Linked DNA regions of Homo sapiens: regions 1 and 2 are each linked to region 3. Evidence: chromatin contacts called from ENCODE Hi-C or POLR2A ChIA-PET data. All regions are on one chromosome and are shown on one strand. The core of a region is the stretch at or near the end of the contact, and the rest is flanking DNA. Distances in the headings are between cores, read along the strand shown. Region 1 overlaps KCNJ6-AS1 (KCNJ6 antisense RNA 1). Region 2 overlaps DYRK1A (dual specificity tyrosine phosphorylation regulated kinase 1A). Region 3 overlaps TTC3 (tetratricopeptide repeat domain 3).

Evidence for each region. Hi-C counts contacts between places; a loop is a spot of excess contacts on that map. ChIA-PET counts read pairs that join two places held with the same protein, here RNA polymerase II (POLR2A). Pooled maps may share reads with other maps.
Region 1: a pooled map of gastrocnemius medialis shows a loop between it and region 3 (2.2-fold over the local background). The contact joins two enhancer-like sites. A Hi-C loop is called at or near these places in 1 of 37 single-sample maps with no recorded cell type and 3 of 50 pooled maps. POLR2A ChIA-PET finds 5 or more read pairs at or near these places in 3 of 52 experiments (OCI-LY7, T-cell and activated naive CD4-positive, alpha-beta T cell).
Region 2: a loop to region 3 is called in a map of psoas muscle, with 2.6 times the contacts of the local background. The contact joins two enhancer-like sites. A Hi-C loop is called at or near these places in 1 of 168 maps with a recorded cell type or tissue (psoas muscle) and 1 of 50 pooled maps. POLR2A ChIA-PET finds 5 or more read pairs at or near these places in 3 of 52 experiments (AG04450, SK-N-SH and endothelial cell of umbilical vein).

What each region holds. Positions count from the first base shown.
Region 1 is chr21:37,565,738-37,569,053 of GRCh38, reverse strand. The region is part of intron 1 of KCNJ6-AS1 (KCNJ6 antisense RNA 1); the gene reads right to left. All of the region lies in intron 1 of LOC105372798 (a long non-coding RNA gene), which reads right to left. Among named protein-coding and RNA genes, the nearest start is that of KCNJ6-AS1, 49 kb to the right of the region's middle. Within about 2 kb of position 1,678, at least 5 of the 41 ENCODE cell types and tissues checked have a DNase peak (open chromatin) inside an H3K27ac peak, as active enhancers do.
Region 2 is chr21:37,461,947-37,465,191 of GRCh38, reverse strand. All of the region lies in intron 2 of DYRK1A (dual specificity tyrosine phosphorylation regulated kinase 1A), which reads right to left. Among named protein-coding and RNA genes, the nearest start is that of KCNJ6-AS1, 55 kb to the left of the region's middle. RefSeq lists a silencer at 1,884-1,933. Within about 2 kb of position 1,536, at least 9 of the 41 ENCODE cell types and tissues checked have a DNase peak (open chromatin) inside an H3K27ac peak, as active enhancers do.
Region 3 is chr21:37,179,855-37,183,130 of GRCh38, reverse strand. TTC3 (tetratricopeptide repeat domain 3) reads right to left here. Exons shown (of 46, transcript NM_001330683.2): 36 at 218-357. Among named protein-coding and RNA genes, the nearest start is that of TTC3-AS1, 12 kb to the left of the region's middle. Within about 2 kb of position 1,755, at least 2 of the 41 ENCODE cell types and tissues checked have a DNase peak (open chromatin) inside an H3K27ac peak, as active enhancers do.

The sequences.
Region 1 (3,316 bases), core at 429-2,928, 390 kb before region 3:
CTATTAAGGATCCTGTATCAGATCATTCGGGAGCTGTCAGTGTGTTTGCAACTCTGTCAGAAAAGATTTGAGAGTAATTTCAACAGGAAGAATGAGAAGTAATTCTTCTACATGTGAAAAGTCCTCAGACAGGAAAACTCTCCAGGCAAAAATATTTGAGAACATGACAATAATGACAATGACAATGACAACAGTCTTGAGGCATAAATGGATCAAAGGACATTTATGGGGTTTCTCTTTTAAGCGATGGGCAAGTTATTTAGGCACACGTAATCTGAGTGACAGTCATGGGAAATTGTAAGTACTAACTTGCTTGTTTGGCAAACCTTTATGGAGACCTGTATCACATCAGGCACAGCTTTGGTCCCAAGGCTGTGTGGTCCTGGTGTCTCACCACACCCTCGAGGCCCTGCTGGGAGGCACGAGGTGTGAGAGTCGGTTCTAAAATATCTTCTTCTCCTTCCCAGACCTCAAAAGCACTCCTTTTCCCCCTCTCCCACCACTAAACTTGTGGCAAAGTCTCTTCAACAAGCTCAGACTCACACAAGGCTGGACGAAGGGTGGTCTTCAACCAGTTTCTTGAAGCAAGGACATGTGAAGAGTACAGCTATCTGCTCAGAATGGGCATGGGGAGGAGATAGAAAAAAGAGAACAAAACACTAATAAACTAGCCTGTCTCATTAGTATCACGGGAAACTACAAGCCATTAGCAGTGTCTGAACAGCAGAAAAGAAAATGATCGAAAAGAATGCTGTCATCGGCTGAGCGCGGTGGCTCACACCTGTAATCCTAGCACTTTGGGAAGCCAAGGTGGGTGGATTGCCTGAGCTCAGGAGTTCAAGACCAGCCTGGGCAACACGGTGAAACCCCGTCTCTACTAAAATACAAAAAATTAGCTGGGAGTGGCAGCGTACACCTGTAATCCCAGCTACTCAGGAGGCTGAGGCAGGAGAATCACTTGAACCTGTGAGGTGGGGGTTGCAGTGAACCAAGGTCATACCACTGCCCTCCAGCCTGGGTGACACCACTGCCCTCCAGCCTGGGTGACAGAGCAAGACTCTGTCTCAAAAAAAAAAAAAAATGCTGTCATCAAATTATGCTTCTGGCCGTGATGGAGAACCAGAGGAATCCTTCTGCTGCAAAAACAAAAAATTTAAAAAAATTACTAGACGAAATACATGAAAAGCTTGTTTTCATACAATTGGATGTGAGCAGGAGCTTCAGAGTGTAAGCTAAAAATAAAATCCTAAGTCCTCCCCACAAATTAAACGAGCCCTCTCTTGGCCAAAGGGACCCCTGAAAAACCTTAAAAATTGAGTTCCCAGCCATGACAGGATGGGCAGGCAGACATGCCTCGTTAATGCCTCCCATTTTGCGGTTTAGACACAGCTGATGAGCATTAATGCTAAAATAGAGATCATAGGACAACAGATTCTGTGACAATAAGATATCACACTATAAATAAGACATCAAACTATAAATAAGACCTATGGCCACGCCAGGTGTCAGGCTCACAACTATGCCAAATGTCACACTTGGGGTCAGGTTCCAGCCCATGCTGAGGTCCAAAGGGAGTGGGTAGATGAGCAGAAAGAACAGTCATGGGGTGGTAGGCAGGTGAATATGGTTTTATTCAACAGCAGCTTTCATCAACAGCTTTCTCACACTGTCCGCCCTGTCTCGGCTGCTTAGTCTGGTAGCTCCCACACACACAGCTGCGCAGCCAGCTCTCCCTTGCCTTCAAGGTTGGCAGCTTAACTCTGTCTCTCTCTGGGCGCCAGTGAGCCAAGCTGTGTCCTGGTTCCCCTCTGTCCATCTGCAAAGATGGACAGCTCTGGCTCTCTCTCTTTCTCTGGGTGCCAGCACCTGTACAGTGTCGGCAGGGCAATTATACCTTTTACAGACAATAGTGGCTTAATGCCAAGGGACGGCCTTCCCATGTTATGGCTCCGTGGATGCGATAACAAGTGGAGTTATACGCCTGCGCTCTAAACTCCCTGAGTCACGCAGGATGTAAACATCCCACCTTGGCCTATCCTTGACCAAAGCACAACCATGTTCCTTACACCAAGCAAGGGTTGAATCACTCACCTCTATGCTTAAAGAATAAATTCTGTTCTAACAGCCACAGAATTTTTCTTTTTCTCTACCGTCTAAATAAGCACTGGTCTCAGGATAAGCAATATTAAAACAATTTGCAGCTCACGCAGATAAGGCACAGACTAACTGCCCAGCCATAACTACACCTTTGATTGTACAAGACACTGATGTCAGTAACTTTCTCTAGATGAGACACCACCAATCCAATCATGAACTAGTCCTAGCCAGTTTACAGAGGGTGCACACTTGAGTGCTTTTGTGTCCCAAAAGGAACTTTTGACCTATAGGGGCTAATTGTAATACATTCAAATGTTATTTTCCACCCCAAATGAACATGGGTTGTATGTTACATGCATGTTTGTTCAATATGCATGTGTCAGGACCCCCTTCATAAATACTCACATCTCCTCTGATAATCTGTTGAATATGTACATTTGGTCAACATGTTCAACTTAAATTTCTGACTTACCCCTTCTTCCCCCAGAGGGCCTGTCTCTGGTCTTTGAAGGAGGCTCTTCCCAGCCTACAGGATGGCCACCCTGCAGCCTATAACCCCTTATAAGAAATAAAGTCTCCTCTGCAGGCGTGGGGGCTCACGCCTGTAATCCTAGCACTTAGGGAGGCCGAGACAGGAGGACTGCTTGAGGCCAAGAGTTCAAGACCAACCTAGCCAACATAGTAAGACCCTGTTGAGGCAGGAGAATGGGGTCTAGAAGCAGGGAACCTAAGGCCAACTCATGTTGACTTCCTAGAACTAAATCAAAAGGAAAACCCCAACTTTCCACAACAAAGTAACAAAAGGACCAGAGATAAACCCTCCATACTTTCCCATTTTCTACAACCAGACAGACTGATTGCAGGCTAAGTCTTTGTTTACATAGAAGTGTAACTTTGTAACTTCACTTTAGCCGCTGATTGGTTGCTTTCCACAACTAATCAGACGTTTGCATAGTGTGTAACCTTTGTAACTTCACTTTGTAGTTACAGTAGATTGCAAGCCACTACTTCATTTGCATGGGTGTACAGCAAGTGGCCAATGGGAAACCTCTAGAGGGCATTTAAACCCCAGAAAATTCTGAAACCAGGCTCTTAGTCCCTATGCTCGGGTCTGATCCCATCTTGTGGAGTGTACTTTCGTTTTCAATAAATCTCTGCTTTTGTTGCTTCGTTCTTTCCTTGCTGTGTTTGTGGGTTTTGCCCAGTTCTTTGTACAAGA
Region 2 (3,245 bases), core at 287-2,786, 280 kb before region 3:
TATCATAACTAGTTAGTGACATTATCAGTTATTTAGTGAAAGTGAAGAAAGATTAAGCCACCAGTACAGGAGGACTGCTGGTAAACATGGTATATAAACGAGGTGTGCTTGCCACATGCTCATTGTCTCCTTTCTTAACTCGACTGCTGTGTATGAAATTCAGAATAAACCTAAGTTTAATTTCCTCCTGCAACACCAAAAAGTATTTAAGTTATCCATTCATTCATTCCTTTCCTATGATAAGATTCCAAGGGGACAAAACTAATATGCGTATTTCTAGTTAACCTGATTTCATAATTAAGCAAATTACCCATGTTTTTACTCTTAAGTTTCTATCTTCCTAAAATTTTAATGCAAATGTTAATGGAAAAAATGACTCAGTTCATCCTGTAACAGGGATGATCATATAAAGTATTATGCGGAACCATATGAAACTGCTGATAGATTTCTGACTACCCTTGGCTTACAAAAACAGTAATTTCATATGGTTCAACCTACTATCTACCGTATTATATAATCTTTATTCAACTCAGTATAATAATATCTTAGCTTAAGAATGTATCACAATACATGTTTTAACATCAGATAATGTTATAATTTAATGATGAACTTAACAAATAATTCAAAGCTATCTAAAATCATCATTTGGAGTGCAGTTCCAAAGTATTTTCAACTGCTGTCAAACAGTATGGAAAGCATGTTGGAGAAAATCATGCATGTGGAGTTCTGTCTTTACGTGCTTCTGAACTGTATGGATCATTTTTACCATGAGCATGTTTCTGTAACTTTGCTAAACTTGGGAAAAATTCAATATTTTACTAAAAGAAAAATGAAGCAGCTTTCTTACTTCAGCCACGTTACTATGTTCTAGCAAGGAACTATAATAACTAGAGACCATATTACCAGTATGGATCAGCACTGATTCTACAGAGAAATATTTCATAAACAACACATCTCAAAGACTGGGACATAAGATTCAAAAAGATAGTGGTAAACACAGAGGAAACAGCAAATACAAAAAGCATGAGAAAAGACCCTAAGTTTAAAAACAAAAAAGTAAAAATAACAAGTATCAGAAGCCATCATCTCTGATACATAACCCACACGTAGCTCTACTTGTAGATCTGAATGTTATTCTTACCTAACCTGAATTTCTTTGTTAGTAATGTGTTAACAGGGGACCATTCCTGTGACAGTATTAATTGATAGTAGATTTTAAAGAGAAACAGTTAAATCAAAGAACAATATTAAAGAACAAAAAGTAAATGAAAATAATTTAATTAAAACTATAGCATCTAAATGTGGAAACTTATGAGGCTGAGGTTCTAAGACAGAATCCACTAAGAAATGAGGAGGGCAACCAAGCTTATGTGGGCAAAAACCCACGAGGTCCCTAGCAACAAGGCACATCCAAAATGAATTGCACCTCTAATGATGGCCGGAAATAAAGGCACATGATTAAGAGGGTAAGTGAACGAAAGTCCATGAGTAAGCTTTGTTCACGATTTTATCATCAGCACCAAGAACAGTGCCTGGCACATGGCCTGCATTCAATAAATATCTGTGCAATAAAGGAATGAACTGAATCCATCAGGAATATTTAGACTGTGAAGAAATCATTGAGAGAGGGAGGGAGGGGACTGCACGGGAGGTAAGGATGAATGTAGTATTTTTTAAATGAGGGGTTCTTGAATCAAAAGCAGAGAAAAGTCTTATAGCACAGGCTACAGCTATTGCTCAGTCAACTGCTCTTACTCATTTTTATATCCCAAGCACACAGTGCAGTGCCTGGCTCCACAGAAGGTGTTAAATAAATATATATTAAAGTGAAAGTAAGCAATGACTGTGACTATGCAAAAAGTCTAATGATAAGGACTATTTAGTAACAGTGAGCCAATAAGAACAAATGAACTGCTTTCTTATTACCCTCTAGTGGCCAATATGTGTTACTACAGGATACACACACACACACACACACACACACACACGTGCCAACATTAAACACACACACACACACATGCACACACAAGCTTGTCAACCCACTAGCCAAAAGAGCATACTCAATTATCTAGAAACACAATGAAATTGCTCATATAAGACGTAAATAAAATCTCAGGTTTTTCAGCATGAAAGATTAACTGAATCTATATATTAAAATTGTTAGTAACAATGGGTTATGGATAAAAACATGTTACCCTTAGGAATTTGTATTATCAGATTTCCACTTATGACCTTTGTAGAGTACCTGGTACCAGACTCCCTCATTCATCATAAACAACTAAAGAACTAGTCAAAACATACGAAATAACCGTTTTCAAACACTGGACAACAGGCAGTGCAGAATCGTGATGACTGAAAAAAGAAATCACTCTTGGTGAGCCCTACAATCCCCCTGGTTTCCTATCTAGAGGCACTTTCCAGGGTACAATATAGGAAGGGGGAGCCCAAACAGAACACAGCAATCTCACTGTGCTGCAGAGACAGAAGGAAGAGTTCAAGGCCACTGAATTGGCTGGAATTTGTGCAGCAGGTAACAAAAAGAGAAGGAGCTCCATCAATCCGTACATAGGGTTCTCCTTGACTCTTTGGCCAAATGCTAAGCTGCACAAGCACTGGGAGAAGGACCATGAAGCCAGGCACAGAACAACTACCAGGGAACTGTGAACTGAATAACTACTAAAATTCACACAAGACTGTAAGACATTGAGTGTTCAAACAGGCTACAGTGGAGAAACCCACAGACATTCAACAGAGACCCCAGAAAATCCACATTTAGGGCTAGGGCTAATCCAGCCCTACAGTAAAGGCTGGCCCCTGTTCTAACAGAGACTGAAACAAACCTCAAAGGATCAAGATGGTCTGCAAGTGAATTAACAGCCTGCCAGGACGACATTCAACACTCTTTAAAGAGAACAACAAAATCCAAACACTCACGGGCCAGCATTCCTCATCCCCATAGCCAGCCCAATTCACTAGGCACAGCAAGAAGCAAGAAAATGTGGTCTGTATTCGGGAGGAAAAAATCCATTTAAGACTCAGAAATGACAGAAAGAGTGAAGTTAGCAGACCAAAACCACTATTATGAATGTTTTAAAATATAAAGGAAAACATGGACAAAATAAGGGAATAGTGAATCTTAATAGAGAAATAGAATCTACGAAAAGGAACTAAATGGAAATTCTAAAAATGAGAAACAAAATAACTCAAATGAAAAATTCACTGAACGGACCTAATAGCAGTTCAGA
Region 3 (3,276 bases), core at 506-3,005:
TATATAATTTATCTGAAAAAATGTTAAGTTTAGAAAAAAATTCAGGTGAGATAATTACTCAATGAATACTTTTTTAAATGAGACAAAACAATGAAAACAGTATTCATTTTTACTTTACTTGATGTAGTTTAATATTAAATATCAAAAATGTGAAAATAACCAAAAGCCACAATATTTTTTTTTAAATAAAAATTACTGCCTTTCAATCATTACTTACATTTCACTGGCATTTGAAACCTTTTTAATTTTCTTCTTCAGTGATTTTAGTCTTTCTTGGATTTCTTTTTTTTCCTGTTGCCATTTTTTAATTTCTCTTTCCAAATCTTGAAGGAACCAATCTAATTCCGTCTTTGAGATCTAAAAACATTTAGAAAGTACTTAAATAAATGGCAAAATATACTTTTTAACAAAAGAGACTGAAAGGCTAGAATTGTGACGGTGCCATAGCTTAAACAATGACCTAAGTTCAGTGGAACACACTCCCAAGCTGGCGCCCTGTGGCAGACTATGCCCCCCAGCCAAGCCTGGGACACCAAGTCACACCAGACAGCCACATCCTACCCGCTACGTGTACCTGATTACAGTAAGACACCCCGAAGAACCACTCCGACGTGCCCAGAAGTGTTCACACTTACTCTCCAGCCTAAATGATTCTCTAATCTACAGGGAGTGTATGCATGTTTTAGTTGGCAAGGCCAATAGTTTTTGTTTGCTTTTATAAATATAAATGTAATCCTCTTGCTGGTCATTAAAGGCATTTGGGTTGAGATACCTGCCAGAATTTCAGGCAGTGTGACAAAGAGAAATGAAAACCTCTTTGGAGACAATGCTAGTTACCGTTCCCCTGGAGGGTTTGGTACAGCACCACTTGACACCTAACCCTCTTTGTCAACTTCCTATGTAGTTGCTGGTTTGAAACTTCTGAATCTACACATTCTCTAAAGGTTTGATGTCTTTTTTGAAGTATCATCTATTTAATTGTAGCAAGGGGTTTGGGTGGGGCACATGCTTATAAATACCAGTCACTTATAAGTAAAACATTCCCTATGTTAATATTTCTAATAATTAATTTAAACGTGAATCAAAGCAATATTTAAAGGAAACAAATATTTTCTAGTTTAAAATCTCACTATTATCAATGACGGCTTAATGAAATCCTAACTTCACATTTGCTTTAGGGAAACTTTTAATTTTTTACTTCCTATCAGGTTCCCTACAGCCTGAACTTCCTGCTTAGGCTTAGAGCACACGTAGGTCATTTCAGCTATAGAAACTCGAGGTCTTCTCTGTAAGAAAGGACACTAAAGTCAACCTACATGGATTCCATAGGAAATCATGGCCCTCAGGTCAAAAGCTCTATCAACTTAAGAGACCACTACTCCCTCTTCAGCCTTAGACACCAAGGTTTTCATGTTTTTTAAAGGCAGATTTGCTAACCAGTCAAGGTCCTTTAAGATTTCTGAATCCTACAGCAGGGATAAGGTTGATTTTGGCACAGGACAACTGTTCTTAGGTGGCAAAAATTGAACAACAGCTCAGTAATGTTCCCTTTAACATAGGAACCAGTTCTTCCCACATCTTCTTAGCTGCAACCTTGTTGATCCTGAATTTCTTGAGTCATTACTGTGACTGAGGTGACCACCATGCCTACTCTACTTAAGAATCCTGTGTTCCACCTGGTTCGGTTCTACCAGGACCAATGTGAATTTGTATGCCTTGCTGCTGGCAGCCAAGCCAATCTTGTTTCTCACCTATCCTGTGCTCCTATTCTGAGCCAATGATCTCACCTGGGATCCATCCCTTTGGCTGGGAGATTATGTGCAACCACAAGGTTATGCTGAGGCATAAGAACCTAGTTGGCAACAAGTACCTAAGGGAGTTCAAGTATCAAGAAGCACAAAGTATTATAAACATATGTGCACATACATACACATATAGCTCAGGCAACGAAAATACCACATGAGTTCATCTTCTGTTTGTACTAACCACTGCTGAATGCCATAGCTGCCTCACAATGCTAAACAGGTCAGCTATCACGAGCTTGTTTCTGACTGCATGGAAGACAGAATGATCTCCTGAACGTTTTTCTTTCAAACTTAGCATAAAACAAATAGGCTATACACAACTGTATCTGCTATATTACAGTTTATTGACATAACTATAAACAATTTCTTTTTCTCAATTAGGAAAAAACTTATCTTTTTTATTAAACCTCAGTGTTGTTCTAAAATAAATATTTGAGGTACCTTTGATAATATATACATAAATATTTAATTTTTTTTTTTTTACATTTTCTAAAGTTTTATTGTTTCATTCTTACTGAAATTAAAACATTCTTTTTTTTTTCTCCTTATAAAGCCATTTTTTTTTATTATACTTTAAGTTTTAGGGTACATGTGCACATTGTGCAGGTTAGTTACATATGTATACATGTGCCATGCTGGTGCACTGCACCCACTAACTCGTCATCTAGCATTAGGTATATCTCCCAATGCTATCCCTCCCCCCTCCCCCCACCCCACAACAGTCCCCAGAGTGTGATATTCCCCTTCCTGTGTCCATGTGATCTCATTGTTCAATTCCCACCTATGAGTGAGAATATGCAGTGTTTGGTTTTTTGTTCTTGCGATAGTTTACTGAGAATGATGATTTCCAGTTTCATCCATGTCCCTACAAAGGACATGAACTCATCATTTTTTATGGCTGCATAGTATTCCATGGTGTAAAAAAAAAGATAATATATACATAAATATTTAAAAGACAAAATAAAAAGAATGCTAAGCAGATAAAGAAAACAGAATAGAGAGAGAGGAATGACAATACAAAACCATGAGTGAGAGTAATATAAAAATGAATGGCATGCAGTCCTAACCATTCTTTAGAAATAACATGAAAACTTTCTGGCAGACAAGGTCAAAGAGAAAATATAATGAACTGTACAATTCAATATAAAACATAAAAACAAACCAGTTGCACAAGAGAGGCCCTGGAAGTGATGGCAGACAGAAGGGCCTCAAGAAGAGGATGCTGCAGAAACGCCCCACAAGACCAGCACAGAGCCTGACACTTAAGAGAACATTCAAGAAATATCTGTCACATGAAAGAATGGATAATATCCCCAACTCCATACTAGCAGTAAACAAAGCAGCAAACTTCACAGAATGTGAGCCTGATGTCCTCTGATGTAGGCTGATAGAGAACATGAAAACACAATTCATTAAATGCAGCTTTTCAGGGGCCAAGCACACACTGTTTGATAAACATTTGCAAAGCTCC